Regions from separate parts of the Homo sapiens genome. Here region 2 is linked to region 1. The links are chromatin contacts, found by Hi-C or POLR2A ChIA-PET in ENCODE. All regions are on one chromosome and are shown on one strand. Each heading gives the region's core, a stretch centred on a gene start or an enhancer-like site at or near the end of the contact. The rest is flanking DNA. Distances are from core to core; before and after follow the strand shown.

Evidence for each region. A loop is a pair of places that touch in the nucleus more often than their neighbours do. ChIA-PET counts read pairs that join two places held with the same protein, here RNA polymerase II (POLR2A). Pooled maps may share reads with other maps.
Region 2: a map with no recorded cell type shows a loop between it and region 1 (2.5-fold over the local background). The contact joins the promoter of LINC02038 here to the enhancer-like site in region 1. A Hi-C loop is called at or near these places in 1 of 37 single-sample maps with no recorded cell type and 2 of 50 pooled maps. POLR2A ChIA-PET finds 5 or more read pairs at or near these places in 1 of 52 experiments (activated CD4-positive, alpha-beta T cell).

What each region holds. Positions count from the first base shown.
Region 1 is chr3:193,739,369-193,746,762 of GRCh38, forward strand. It overlaps the pseudogene RN7SL447P. Among named protein-coding and RNA genes, the nearest start is that of LINC02038, 100 kb to the right of the region's middle. RefSeq lists enhancers at 3,342-3,391, 3,412-3,461, 3,512-3,561. Within about 2 kb of position 5,348, at least 8 of the 41 ENCODE cell types and tissues checked have a DNase peak (open chromatin) inside an H3K27ac peak, as active enhancers do.
Region 2 is chr3:193,837,949-193,845,437 of GRCh38, forward strand. It overlaps LINC02038 (long intergenic non-protein coding RNA 2038), which reads right to left and starts at 6,061. Exons shown (of 3, transcript NR_146718.1): 1 at 5,704-6,061; 2 at 5,130-5,277; 3 at 2,880-4,807. RefSeq lists a silencer at 4,572-4,755.

The DNA of each region.
Region 1 (7,394 bases), core at 4,098-6,597:
TGGTGGGATCATACAATATGTAGCCTTTTCTGACTGGCTTTATTCAAATAGCAATATTCATCAAAAGTTCCATCATATCTTTTTGTGACTTAATAGCTCACTTATTTTTATCACTGAATAATAGCATTGCATTGTCTTGATATACCACCGTTTATTTGTCCATTCACCTATCGAGGGACATCCTGGTTGCTTCCAAGTTTTGGCAATTATGAATAAGGTTGCTCTAAACATTCATGTGCAGGTTTTTGTGTGAACATAAGTTTTCAACTCATTTGAATTCAAGAAATGCTATTCCTGGATGGTAGGGTAAAATTATATTTAGCTGTGTAAAAAAGTGCCGTATTGTCTTACAAAGTGGCTGTACCGTTTCATATTATTGCCAGTAATTAGGGACAGTTCTTGTTGCTCCACAGCCTCACCACGGTTTCCTGGTGTCGGTGTTTCTAATGGTTGTCGTTCTTATAGGTGGGTGGTGGTGTCCCTTTTTTAAAATTTGCAATTCTCTAATGATGCATGATATTGAACATCTTTTCATATGCTTATTTGCCATCTGTATATCTTCTTTGGTGAGGTGTCCATTCAGGTCGTTTGCCCATTCTTTAATTGGGCTGTTTTCTTATTGTTGAGCTTTAAAGGTTATTTGTATGTTTTGGAAAACAGTCCTCTATCAGATGTGTCTTTTGTAAATATTGTTTTCTCTGTCTGTGGATTTTTCCCCCTCATTTTCTTGATGTCTTTTACAAAGCAGAAATTTCTAATCGAACGAAGTCCACCTTTTCAATTCTTTCTTTCATGGGTTGTGCCTTTGGTGTCTAAAAAGTTATCACTAAACTCAGGACCATCTAGATTTTCTCCTATGTTATCTTCCAGGAGTTTTATAGTTTTGCATTTTACATTTAGGTCTGTAATCTATTTTGTGTTAATTTTTTGTGAAGGATGTAAAGAGTGTGCCTAGAATCATTTTTTTTAACATGTGGATGTCCAATTGTTCCAGCACGATTTGTTGAAAAGACTGTATTTTCTTTGTATTGCCGTTGGTCCTTTGTCAAAAGATGAGTTGACAATATTTATGAGGGTCTATTCCTTTTTTTTTTTTTTTTTTAAGAAGACAGGCTCCAGCCAGACTGGAGCGTAGTGGCTCTTCACAGGTGCGATTCCACTACTCATCAGCACAGGAGTTTTGACTTGTGTTTTCTGACTTCAGCCAGTTCACCCCTCCTTAGGCAACCTGGAGGTCACCATATTGATGCTGAACTTAGTGTGGACACCCAATTGGCATAGTGCACTACAGCCCGGATCTCTGGGGCTCAAGTGATCCGTGAAGATCTATTTCTGGGCTGTCTATTCTGTTTCATTGATCTATTTGTCTATTCTTCTATTCTTTTGCCAATGCCACACTGTCTCTATTACTGTAGCTTTATGCTGAGCCTTGAAACTGGGCAGTCAGTCCTCTGACTTTGTTTTCCTTCGATATTGTTGGGAAGAACTGACATCTTACAATATCGAGTCCACCTATCCGTGAATGTAAAATATCTCTCTATTTATTTAGTTGGAGTTTCGTAGTTTTCCTTCTGTATATCTTTATACATGTTGTTAGATTTATACCTAAGTATTTCATTTTGAGGTGTGCTAATATTGTATAAATGTATTTTATTTTTAACTTCAAGTTCCAATTGTTTATTGTTGGTATATAGGAATGTAATTCACTTTTTTTTGTTTGTTTGTTTTGTTTTTGTTTTTTTGTGAGACAGTCTCGCTCTTGTCACCTAGGCTGCAATGCAGTGGCACAATCTCGGCTCACTGCAACCTCTGCCTCCTGGGTTCAAGCCATTCTCCTGCCTCAGCCTCCCAAGTAACTAGGATTACAGGCGCCCGCCACCACACCCAGCTAATTTTTGTATTTTTAGTAGAGATGGGGTTTCACCATGTTGGCCAGGCTGGTCTCGAACTCCTGACCTCAGGTGATCCGCTTGCCTCGGCCTCCCAAAGTGCTGGGATTACAGGTGTGAGCCACCGTGCCCAGCCATGATTCACCTTTATATATTAATCTTGTATCCTGCAACTTCACTATAACTACTTATTAGTTCTAGGAGGTGTATTGTTTGTTTTGTCAGTTCTCTTAGATTTTCTACATGGACAATCATGTAATTTGTAAATGAAGACAGTTTTATTTCTTCCTTCCTAATCTATATGCCTTTTATTTAAAACAAACATTTGTTTTGTAATGATATCCTCATGCATTTTTTTGGGGTCTATTTTTGCTTCTTTTCTTCCTTCCTTTTTTAAAGGCCTAAATTTTAATAGGACTTTAATGGATAAATGTCAAAAAAAAAAAAAAAAACCAAAAGACCCTTAACTTCTAACATTTATTTTCAAATCTTAACACTGCATTTAAATGGTTAAAGTAACACAAATTTATATATAAACCTAATAATTAGGAAGCAATGGAAAATTCTTATTCTAAGTAAAAATCATTCTTTCCTGCAGCTCAGAACTTTCCGGCAATTTTGTTTTCTTCCTCTGAAGTACTTCTTTTTAGAAATTCCTTTAGTAAGAATCTGTTGATGGCAAAATTTCTCAGTTTTTATTTGCCTGCAAATGTCTTTATCTTAGTCTTTTTCTTCAGTGATATCTTAGTTGGGTTTATAAGTCTTGATTGACAATTATTTTTCTTTTGCACTTTGTTTTTCTGTGTTTTTCAAAACCAGCTGGGCACAGTGGCACACACCTTTAGCCCCAGATATTTGAGAGGCTGAGACAGGAGGATTACTTGAGCTCAGAAGTTTGAGGCTGTAGTGTGTTATAATCATGTCTGTGAATAGCCACTGCACTTAAGCCTGGGCAACTTAGCGAGACCTCATCTCTTAAAAAAAAAAAAGTGTGTGTGTGTGTGTGTGTGTGTGTGTGTGTGTGTATTAGATCTATCTTTGAGTTCACAAATTCTTTCTTCAACTGTGCCTAACTTCATGTTTCATTTAGGTTTTTCCTCATCTGCTTAGTTTTTAATTATAATAACTATGATTTCTCATGTTTAAAATTCTTTCTGGTTGTTTTCTACAAATGCCTGGGCCCTTTTGAGATTATTTTATTCCTTGCTCATGTATTTTGATTCCCTCTTTTATTTCTGAAAACATTTCTTTTTACTTCCTTAAAACATAATTATTTTTAATTCTGTGTTCCATAGTTCATATATATGAAGTCGCTGGGAATTTAATTCTGCTTTTTTTTTGTTTCTTCTGATTCTTATTGGTGGTGGCTGGGTTTTTCATGTGTTTAAAAATTTTGACTGTGAGCTGGGTTTTGACTGTTCAGCTGGGTTTATTCGTGGGAACCCATGAGGTCTGGGTTTTGAGTGCATCCTTACAGAGAGAATACGCATTTGCTTCTCTGCCAGGTGGCCCTGTAATGGTATAACACGAGACCATTTTTAAGTTAACTCTTCCGCTGGGGGTTTCCAGTCAACAAAAAATGTGTGAATTTAATTCCTTGTGCAGATAAGTTTCATTTTCACCTTCCTTTACCAGTGGACAGTAAATCCTTTTACTGAGACTGTAGCTTTTCAGGCTTCTTACTTTATTAGGGGTCTCAGTTCCAATTTTCCAGCTTATTCAGGCTGAATATCTAGTCTTCTGTTCCCTGCAAGGCCATTAAAACTCCAGCTTGTTTCAGCGATTGGCAGATGCTCTCAGGATAGCTTTGGTTCAGCACGAACTCCCTCTTCAGTTTGGCACCTGGTGACTTCCCTTACTTCCAGGTCAGCTCAGCTCTGAATCTAAAAGTATTCCTGTAATATTTTATCCAGAATATCTGTATGCTTTATCTCAGGAGGGCTTTTCAGGCTCTCTGGTCATTTGCCAGAAATACCATAGCACGAGTTTCTTTCTAAACGTAGTCACTTTTTCACTCATTGTTAAATGTCACCTTTATTTTGAAAGGATGGATTATGGGTATATTAAAAATATCTACTAGGTAGCATACTACTGGCAGCTACCTATCACCAAACGAATAGCAAAGTTATAATAATTTGTGGGGTTTTTTGTAAGAGAAAAATGTGTACCTAAGTTCCTTGCCATGAGATGACTTATAGAATCTTCACAGTTACTTGCCATCTCCCATTTAAAATAATTACTGAATCCAACCTAATTGGACAAATATGAACTACAATGCCCTGTAATAAGCTCAGAATGATAGAGCAGATGAGGGTTTCTCCGTCTACCTGTCTAAGTTATAGACATCTCACTGACATGTCTTGGATTATGTCTGGGCATCATCAATGTTAATAAAACTTAAATTCTATGTTTTGTAATCAAATAAAAATACATAGAAGTTCTAATATTTTATTTCCTTCATGCCAGTGGCTAATCTCATCTTGGTTGGGGTAAGTTACTTCTGGCATGTAGTGGGTGGAGGCCAGGAATTCTGGCTTAAACATCCTACAATGCGCAAGACTCCCCTCCGTGGCTGAATTGTTTTGTCAAAGATGTTGAAAATGCTCAGTTTGAGAAGCACCGAGTCAGACACGGAGGAAGTGTGGCAATTTCAGGCTCTGGTTTCACTCCTCACTGCCGCCCTTCACAGTCCTCCTGATTCAGGTGTACCACGCTATGCTTCCTTCCCCAATCGTAAATATCCTCTTCGTGTCTTTTCTTCCAGAGCTTCACACACTTCATGGGCATGGTGTGTGAATTGTTTTCCAGCTGCAGCATTTCTAACTGAATCTCTGTCTCAGAGCTAGATGGTGTCCACAGGGTTCAAGAGAAGGGCACTTTTCCTAATCATTTACTTCAGGCTGTTATTCAGATGACATCATCCTTCTAAACCAAAGAGACTAGGAGGAAAAGGGGAGGGGGCGTTTACTTTTCCTGTAAAGCAAACTCCAGGTGACTGCAATACAGTATCTCACGTGGTCACAGGCTCTGGTTCTAAGAGCAAATATGAAGGTGGATGGGAAGAGATGGAGTGGAGAGTACGGGAACGGAATCAACACAGCAGGGTGTGTTTGTGTTGGGGGGAGATTTTGAAAGTCCCATATTTGGGCTGAGGAGACCCAGATGGCACCCCTGAACCTCCATGCAGCTTGGATAAGCTGGTAAGCAAGGTCCAGGGCAGACAGGCAGGCAGGAGGCCAACGAGAGGGAAACGCAGAGCTCCCAACTCCTTCCTGCAGAGGCTTGCAGGACTGTGTGCTAGAAATTAGAGGGGGCTTTTCACCTGTCTCTGTTCACTCATGACACAAACCCTTCCTTGAGGAAAGAGTCAGAGGTCAGTGAACGTGACAAAATCACCTCCCGTCGCTGTGAGGCTGGCCCGGGACTCTGCTGGCTGAGGCTAGGTAACTTGTTCCTCTCCGTGTCTCCCGTCCTGACCTCACCCAGGCCTGAGCCCGCCTTGCATCTAGAAGCTGTCTGGCCCATTAGTGTCCTTCCACTCCACAGAAGGTTCAGACTAGAAGGCTCTTGACCTCATGTACTCCTTTGCTCTGCATTTTAAACATGAAGAAACCAAGGGCATGATAGAGCTCTTTGTTCCCATTCAAGACATCTTATTTCTGAGGGCAGGTCTCCTTGGCCTGAGGGGCTTGAGAGCAGGCACTAACCTTGACTTTAGGGGCCCTAAAAAGGAAGTGAGCTGTGTCAGAAATGTGTCTGGGGCTCACCTTGGCAATGGGAGCCATTCAGCTTGTACCTAAAGGAACAGTTAGCCCAGAGTGAAACCCAATTCTTAGTTTAAAGAAACAGACGCAGAAAGACTTCTTAAGCCTGGATCAATGTCTTTCCCCACAAGGAGTGAGAAAATAAAAACAATGTTGAATCCTCTCACGCTGCTAATAAAAAGGAGACAGGGCTCAAGTGAGGGCAGCCAGGGAGCGCAGAAGGAGGCATTTTCCATTGAACTTTTTCTGCTTATGCAATAGATCTTCATTATCTACACTGTGCTGTGGCTCTCCAGCTCCCCCAGGGAGATGCTTAATGACATAAACTGCTTAATAAGCAGTGACTGGTGCCCCGGAAGAGCCGATGGAAGAGGAAAGCGGCCTGCTCCTATCTCCTAGTGTTCTGCATTTCTCTCTCACAGCTGATTTCAGATACTGGCCAGAGGGAGATAAAGGGCAGCTGGCTTCCCAACCAGACCAGCAGCATTTGCCCTGTTGGAAGGCTGGCTTCAGGCAACATTGCCACTCACTTTCCCTCATGAGGGGAAACGCGGCCTCCATTTTTTGTGCTCTTAAGCAAGAATTTCCTACTTTGGTGCTGTCTGTCTTAGGCTCCACCCAGAAGCCTCATTCACTTTTCTGAGATAGCGTCTTGCTCTGTCACCCAGGCTAAAGCGCAGTGGCATGATTTCGGCCCACTGCAACCTCTGCCTCCTGGGTTCAAGTGATTCTCTTGCCTCAGCCTCTCGAGTAGCTGGGACTACAGGTGTGTGCCACCATGCCTGGTTAATTTTTGTATTTTTAGTAGAGATGGGGTTTCACCATGCTGGCCAGGGTGATCTCAAACTCCTGGCCTCAAGTGATCTACCCACCTCAGCCTCCCAAAGTGCTGGGATTACAGGTATGAGCCACTGTGCCTCGCCATCATTCACTTTTATTTACCAAACATGTATTGCCGGGTAATTTTCTATGTGCTTACAGGTATTCATCTACATAAGCTGGGCGCAGTGGCTCACACCTGTAATCCCAACACTTTGGAAGGCAAAGGCGGGAGGATTGCTTGAACTCAGAAGTTCAAGACCAGCCTGGACAACATAGCGAGACCCTGTCTCTACAAAAAATACACAAATTAGCTAGGCATGGTGGTGCACACTTGTAGTCTCAGCTGCTTGGGAGGCTGAGGTGGGAGGATGACTTGAGCCTAGGAATTCAAGGCTACAGTGAGCTATGTTCACGCCACTACACTCTTGCCTGGGCGACAGAGTGATGCCCTGTCTCCAAAAAGGAAAAAAAAAATGGGTCACAGAGTTAAGTTCTATTTCTAAGCTCATTTTAAAGATGAGGAAACTGAGGCACAGAGAGATCAAATCTGCCCAGCCGCAAGGAACATGGTGGCTTTCCTATACTCCTAACCTCTGTTCTGGGCCGGGCCTGGCACTATGTTTCTCTCTGCTCTCCCCTGGGCCCACTCTGCACATGCTCCTCTTTCTCCTGAAGCCCTCCCAGGCTGCTCCCCTTCCCCCGCTCTCCTTGCCACTCTCAGCCTGTATCTCAGGTTCTACTGACCTCCTCTCAGGTACATTCTCATCTACACATTTTCAGCTAGTTCACTGTCCAAGATTTTCCTCCAAGATCAAAAATCAAGAGGAGACATTTCTCTCTCAAGGCAAAATCCTGAAAAACTGTCAAGGATGATAACACAGAGATATTGTCCTAATGTCGTTTATAACATTGAAAAATT
Region 2 (7,489 bases), core at 4,811-7,310, 99 kb after region 1:
ACACATAGACCAATAGAACAGAGTAGAGATCTCAGATATAAGACCACACATCTACAACCATCTCATCTTTGGCAAACCTGACAAAGACAAACAATGGGGAAAGGATTCTCTATTTCATAAATGGTGCTGGGAAAACTGGCCAGCCATATTCAGTAAACTGAAACTGGACCCCTTCCTTATACCTTATACAAAAATTAACTCAAGATGGATTAAAGACTTAAATGTAAAACCCAAAACCATAAAAACCCTAGAAGAAAATCCAGGCAGTACCATTCAGGACATAGGCATGGGCAAAGATTTTATGATGAAATTGCCAAAAGCAATTGCAAAAAAAGCAAAAATTGACAAATGGCATCTAATTAAACTAAAGCGCTTCTGTACAGCAAAAGAAACTATCATCAAGAGTGAACAGGAAACCTACAGAATGAAAGAAAATTTTTGCAATCTACCCATCTGACAAAGGTGTAATATCCAGAATCTACAAGGAACTTAAACAAATTTACAAGAAAAAACAACCCCATCAAAAGGTGGGCCAAGGACATGAACAGAGACTTCTCAAAATAAAACATTTATGTAGCCAACAAGCATATGAAAAAAAGCTCAACATCAGTGATCATTAGAGAAATGCAAATCAAAACCACAATGAGGTACCATCTCACGCCAGTCAGTATGGCAACTGTTAAAAAGTCAAGAAACAACAGATGCTGGCAAGGCTGTGGAGAAATAGGAACGCTTTTACACTGTTGGTGGGAATGTAAATCAGTTCAACCATTGTGGAAGACAGTGTGATGATTCCTCAAGGATCTAGAACCAGAAATATCATTTGACCCAGCAATTCCATTACTGGGTATATACCCAAAGTAATATAAATCATTCTATTATAAAGATACATGCGCACATATGTTTATTGCCATACTATTTGTAATAGCAAAGACATGGAATCAACCCAAATGCCCAACAATGATAGACTGGATAAAGAAAATGTGGTACATATACCATGAAATACTATGTAGCCATAAAAAGGAATGAGGCCATGTCCTTTGCAGGGACATGAAGCTGGAAGCGATCATTCGCAGCAAACTAACACAGGAACAGAAAACCAAACACTGCATGTTCTCACTCATAAGTGGGAGCTGAACAATGAGAACACATGGACAGAGGGAAGGGAACAACACACACCAGGGCCTGTGGGGAGTAGGGAGGGAAAACATCAGGATAAATAGTTACTGCATGCGGGGCTTCATGCCTAGGTGATGGGTTGGTAGGTGCGGCAAACCACCATGGCACACGTTTACCTGTGTAACAAACCTGCACGTTCTGCACATGTGTCCCAGAACTTAAAATAAAATAAAATTTTAAAAAAGAAAGAATGTTTCCTTGATGAAGATATCTCTGCTTTTAAGATGTATCTGCATTTTTAATTACACTTCAGTACAATTGACGTGCCATTTAAGTAATTAATCTTCCACTAGAGGAAAGGAAAGGGAAGAGAAGGGAAGGGAACCATCTAGTCTTTTACTTATTAATTTTTATATTAGTAATTTTTATGATTATGAGAAGAATCTATAAACCATGTGAAGTGGAGAAAATTTGGTTACTAGAGAAAAACATGAAGTGGAAAATAAATACCACCTATAACCCACCACACATTTTGGCAAATGTGTTTCCAGTCCAGTCTTTTTATATCAATTAGATATGTACTTTTTTTATTGAAATATAATTCACATACCACACAATTCACTGGTTTCAATTGTACCACTCAGTGGCTTTTACTATATTCACAGAGCTGTGCCACCAACCATTGCCACAGTACAATTTCAAACATCTTCCCCAGCCTCTCAGAGAAACCTCCATCCCTTTTAGCTGTCACCCTTTCAGCTGTCACCCCTTAACTTCCCTCATCTCCTCCATCTCCAGCCCTGGGAAACCAAGAATCTACTTTGTGCTTGTATGGATTTGCCTATTCTGGACATTTCATATAAATCGAATCATATAATATGTGGGGGTTTTTTTGGTAACCAGCTTCTTTCACTTAGTATAATATTTTCAAGGTTTATTTGTGTTGTAACGTGAGTGCGCACCTCCTTCGTATGGCTGAGTAATAGTCTGGTGTTTGGGTATAACACAATTTTTAATCCATTCATCACTTGATAGACATTTGGGACATTTGGGTTGTTTGCGCTTTTTGGCTATTATGAATAATGTTACTATGAACTTTTGGCACAAATTTTTGCATGGGTGTATGTTTTCATTTCTCTTGGTTATATACCTAGAAATGGAATAGAATGGGCTTATGTGGTAACTCTATGTTTAACCTTTTGAGGAATTGCCAGACTGTTTTCCAGAGTCTCTCCACTATTTTACATTTCCACCAGCAGCGTATGAGAATTCTGATTTCTCCACACCCTCACCAACAATTTTTATTATTTGTCTTTTTTATGACAGCCATCTAGTGTTATATAATTTCATTGTGGTTTTTATTTGCATTTCCCTGATAGCTAATGACTCATCTTTTTATGTGTTTATTGATCATTGTATATAGTCTTATGGAGAAATAGCTTTCAGATCTTTTGCCTTTATTTAAAAAAAAAAGAGAGAACAAGTGTCTCTCTGTTGCTCAGGCTGGAGAGCAATGGTACAATCATAGCTCACTGTAACCTCAAACACCTAGGCTCAAGCCATCCTCCTACCTTAGCCTTCAGGGTAACTGGAACTATAGGCATGCAACAACATTCCTGCCCAAAAAGAAATTGATGAGGACTCCTGGGCTTAAGCAGTTCTCCCGCCTCAGCCTCCCAAAGGGCTGGGATTACAGGTGTGAGCCACTGCACCTAGTCTTTTGACCGTTTTCAGATTGTGTTCATTGTCTTTTTAGTATTGAGTTTTAAGAGTTATTTATATATTCTAGATACAAACCCCTTATCAGATATATGGTTTGCAAAATTTTTCTCCCATTCTTTTGGCTGTCTTTTATACTTTCTTGGTGGTGTTCTTAGAAATACAAATATTTTTAGTATCAATGAAATCCAACTTAACTATTTTTTCTTTTGTTGCTCATGCTTTTGGAGTCATATCTAAGAAACCATTGCCTAATGCTAGGTCATTAAGATTTATCCCATCTTTTCTTTTAGGGGTTTTCATAATTTTAGCTTTACATTTGAGTCTTTGATCCATTTTAAGTTAATTTTTGTGAATGGTGTGAGGAATGGGAAAATTTATCCCATGCCTCTCTCCTAGCTTCTGGCAGTTCTTGGCTTTTCTTATAGATAAATCTTTCCAATCTCTGCCTCTGGCTTCACATGGCTCTCTCCTGTGTATGTCTCTGTGTCTTCTCTTTTTCTGTCTCTTTATCAGGATTTAAGGCCCACTCTAAATTCAGGATGATCTCATCTCAAGATCTTTAACTTAATGACATCTGCCAAGACCCAATTTCCAAATAAAGTCACATCCACAGGTGCTAGGGGTTGGTATTTGGAGTATCTTTGGGAGGCACCACTCACACCTGTCCCGTGGTCTTCCTCTGAGGATGGGTGAGGAGAAGATCAGTTACTTACTCACTCATCTGCTCACTCCTCCAACAGCTATGCCAAAGGTCATAGGAGGATCCAGGGATATGATAATAAATTGGAGAGGATCCTTGCCCTGGAGAATATCACTATTTGGAAGGGCTTTGGGATATGAATAACAGAAACACAAGGAAAGGGATGGTGAGAGCCATAAGATTCGGAAGCTGAAGGACTAATGGAAGCAGCCCAGAGAGGGAAGGGCTTTCAAAGCAGAGGCTGACATTGTCAGCAAAGGCAGAGGCTAGAGAGCAAAAATAGGTCAGGAATCCTTGCAACTGAGTTTGGCAGTAATGGCGGGTGTGGGCGAGAGAGAGAGACAAAGATAGAGAAGCAGTCACCCAGAAAACTCAGGCTCCAACTGCCATAGTTTCTTTTAGGATATGTGAGGGTGGGCTGGGGTTTGCAGGACCACTTATTCATACCTTCGGGACCCTCCAAAACTGGCCTGGTAGTCTAGAACTCCAGGTAGGGATCACCCTGAACTGAACCTGCAGCTAGAAGATGTGGGCTGACCATGAATTCCATATACCTTCACAGGTGAAGTTGTATGAGCCCAGAACCAGCTGAGTTCCCCAATCCAGGCTCATGCTAAAGCCAGTTCTGATCATCTCACTTCCTCATTTGGCAAGAAAACGCCTCTGTCGCAAACCAATTGCTGAGCTTCATGTCTTTCATGCAAATTTTGCTATAAAATCCTGTCACAACAAACAGAACTGAGCTGCTCCTCGGAGCTCCATGAACGTAGATGGCAGGACTGTCTTACTTTTTGAGGTAGCAGTCACGACAGTTGTCATGGGGTAATATTATTGCTCCAGAGCCCTGTGGCCAGGGTCCTGCTGAGGGCTCCACACAGAGGGGACAGGGTGGCATGTAGACAGAAGGCTCTCACTGACTGGACCTTGGGACCCTTGAGATTCTGAGCCCAAGAGGTGTCACCCCACCCCATTGGACCTTATCGACGGCCTCTCCCCTGAAGAGCAAAGGCTGAGGGCAAAAAGGAAAACAGATTAACAGCGCAAAAGCTCCCTGGGTCTTCAGCCAGGAGCGGCAAGTTCCTTACAAATTTACACACATGTGGCAGAAGCGTAACAATAAGCAGAGTCGTGCTGGGCTAGCTGCGCCGCTTCTGCCGTGGAAGAACAGGTTCGGCAGCCAATCTCCTGGGAGGAGCCCTCTTTGGTGGAAATTTGGACACACAGGAAGAGCACACACTGGTGGGGCCTTGTTCCCTGCAGCACCATCTGGGTGAAAAGGAGGCCAGCATACGCAGTTTGGAAGCAAGAAGTCACAGCATGAAATATGCAGGACTTCCCTCTCCTAAGGCACAGTTTTCCCAGGTTCAAAATAAGCAGCGTGATGTCCTCTGCCCACCCACCCCCTCCTTTTCTTGTAGTGTCCCTTATCTCACTTAACAAAGTGTGGGCTCTCACCAAACCAGAGAGCCTTCCTGAAACAGGCAGAGAGAGCACTGCTCCCCACCCCTCACATCCTCCCTACCCTTTCCCCCGACCCCCCTCGCCAAGCCACAGAGGGAGGGCAGTTCCCAGGGTAAGCCTCGTGTACCAAAAACGGTCTGTGCTCTGCGTGTGCGAGGATTGAGAGCCACAGTGGACTAAAGCCAGGAGACTTGGTGTCGAGTTCTAGCTCTGCCACCAACATGTTCAGCGGCTTGGAGCATGTCACTTGGTGTCACCACGCCTCCGTTTTCTCTCTGTAAAACAATCCAGGTAGTACGGTATTTCAGTGTTGCAAAGATCCTTAGAGATTTAGTCCAGGAGTTGGCAAAATACAGTCCACTGGCCAATCTTGTTCACCACTTGTCTTTGTAAATAAAGTTTTATTGGAATACAACCACGCCCCTCCATTTACAACCCATCTGTGGCTGCTTTCATGCTACAGTGGTGGCTTTGGATAGTTGAGAGAGATACTGACCATGTGGTCTACAAGCCTAAAATATTATATTTGTCTCTTTACATAAAAAGTTTGCCAGCCCCTGCTCTAGGCCAACATCATCATGTTAACAACACAGAAAGAGAGGCATGGGCAGATTAAGGAATTTGCCAAACTCATAGAGCAAGTCAGGGCAGAGGCTGGGACAGCCTGGCGCTCCTGATTTACATTGGCCCAGAGTTCTTACCTGGTCTAAAGCTCTCCGTCTGATTCTAGGTAGAAGCTGTGCTGGGGAGAAGCCTTGTGGGGATAGAGGAGCCGGTTCCATGAAAGAAGTCTATGCAGTTGGGGCAGAACCCTGAGACTTCTGCAGCAGGGACAGTTCTGTTGCATTCTGTATGGGTCAGCGTGAGGCTACCACACCTCAGGGCTGCTGAGCTTAAGAGAGGAGCCAAATGGCTCTCTTGATAGGAAATGGGGCTTCAGGTTGAAATCAGATGAGAGCTGGCCTCTGAGGACATTTTAACCACAGGTCACAGCTCTTGGTAAACTTTAGTTGGCTTTTGAACCACGGGGAGACATTTTTTCTTGCCTCTTTACTTACTGGCTATTTCCTCCTTCTAGCATTCATTAATCTGACTGGTTAACCATTGAACCCAACTCAGTCTCCTCTTGTTTCAAATCTTGTTCTCCCTGTTGGCTTCAGAAAAAGAGTTCACACTAAACAAACCTACTTTTTTTCTCTTTCTTTTCACAGCCAGAGCCAAGTGATAAAGGAGGTGGGGTCAGGGGTGCTATGTTTACTCTAAAAGACACACCCAAACCTGAGCTCTGGGAGTGGGGAGGGCCCTTCTAATGCAGGCCAGCCATTTTCAGAAAGAAATGTATCAGCTGCAACAGACACAAGGCAAAAGCAGCTTAATTAATTGGCCTATGGGCACAATTTAGAGAAGAGATTTATACAAGCCTTAATTTTTCTGATTTCTCCATCATTGTGTAAAGTATCATATTTCCTGCTTCTTAACACAATTGCTATTTGCTTTAAATCCACCAGTTAAATGGAGAGTGGCTTATAAAAGGAGAATTATAAGAATGGAGGAGGGAACAGAGCCGAGGCTGTGGGAAGGAAAAAGAGAAAGGGGCTGGGGCAATGTAAGGGAAGAGCCTTCTGAACAGAAGGGCCTCAGAGCCTGACATCAGCCCTGTCACCACTTTCCTGTGAATTGTTAGGGTCTGCTGGAATGTAAGCTCCATGAGGACAGGATTTTATTTGTTCACTGCTGTATCCCCAGCACCTAGAATAGTGTCTGACATGGAGTAGGTGCTCAGATGTGTATTTGCTGAATGAACGAACACAGTCTTTCAGCAGGGAATTGAGGCCCCACAGTGGTTCATGTGTTGTCTTTGTCCAAACGGATTCAGAAGCTCCTCTTGAATTGGCACAGAAGTCACCATAAAACTTCATGAAGGACAAGAAGGACTCTCTCTCTCCTGAACCATGAAGATAGCTGCAGAAAAATCTCACCCCCAAGGGTAGTATTTCCACTAAACACCCAGGGAGATCCAGGCAGTGCCCAACACAGCCCTGTCATTGTGAGTTTCTCCTTGTCATTCAAAGGGACCATATGTACACAATGTACACAATGGGAATTTATACCTTATTCTAATAATGCCTACTAGTTAGTGAACACTATTTTGTGTCAGGCATTTCACAAATATTTTCTCATTTAGTCTTCATGGTAACATTGCTAGGTAGCTATTATTACCCCCATTTTACAGATGAGAAAATGAAAGGTTACTGATATGGTTTGGCTGTGTCCCCACCCAAATCTCATCTTGAATTATGGTTCCCATAATCCCCACACGTGGTGGGAGGGACCCAGTAGGCGGTAATTTATTCATGGGCGTGGTTACCTCCATGCTGTTCTCGTGATACTGAATGAGTTCTCATGAGATCTGATGGTGTTATAAGGGGCTTTTCCCCTTTTGGTAGGCATTTCTCCTTCCTGCCACCATGTGAAGGATGTGTTTGC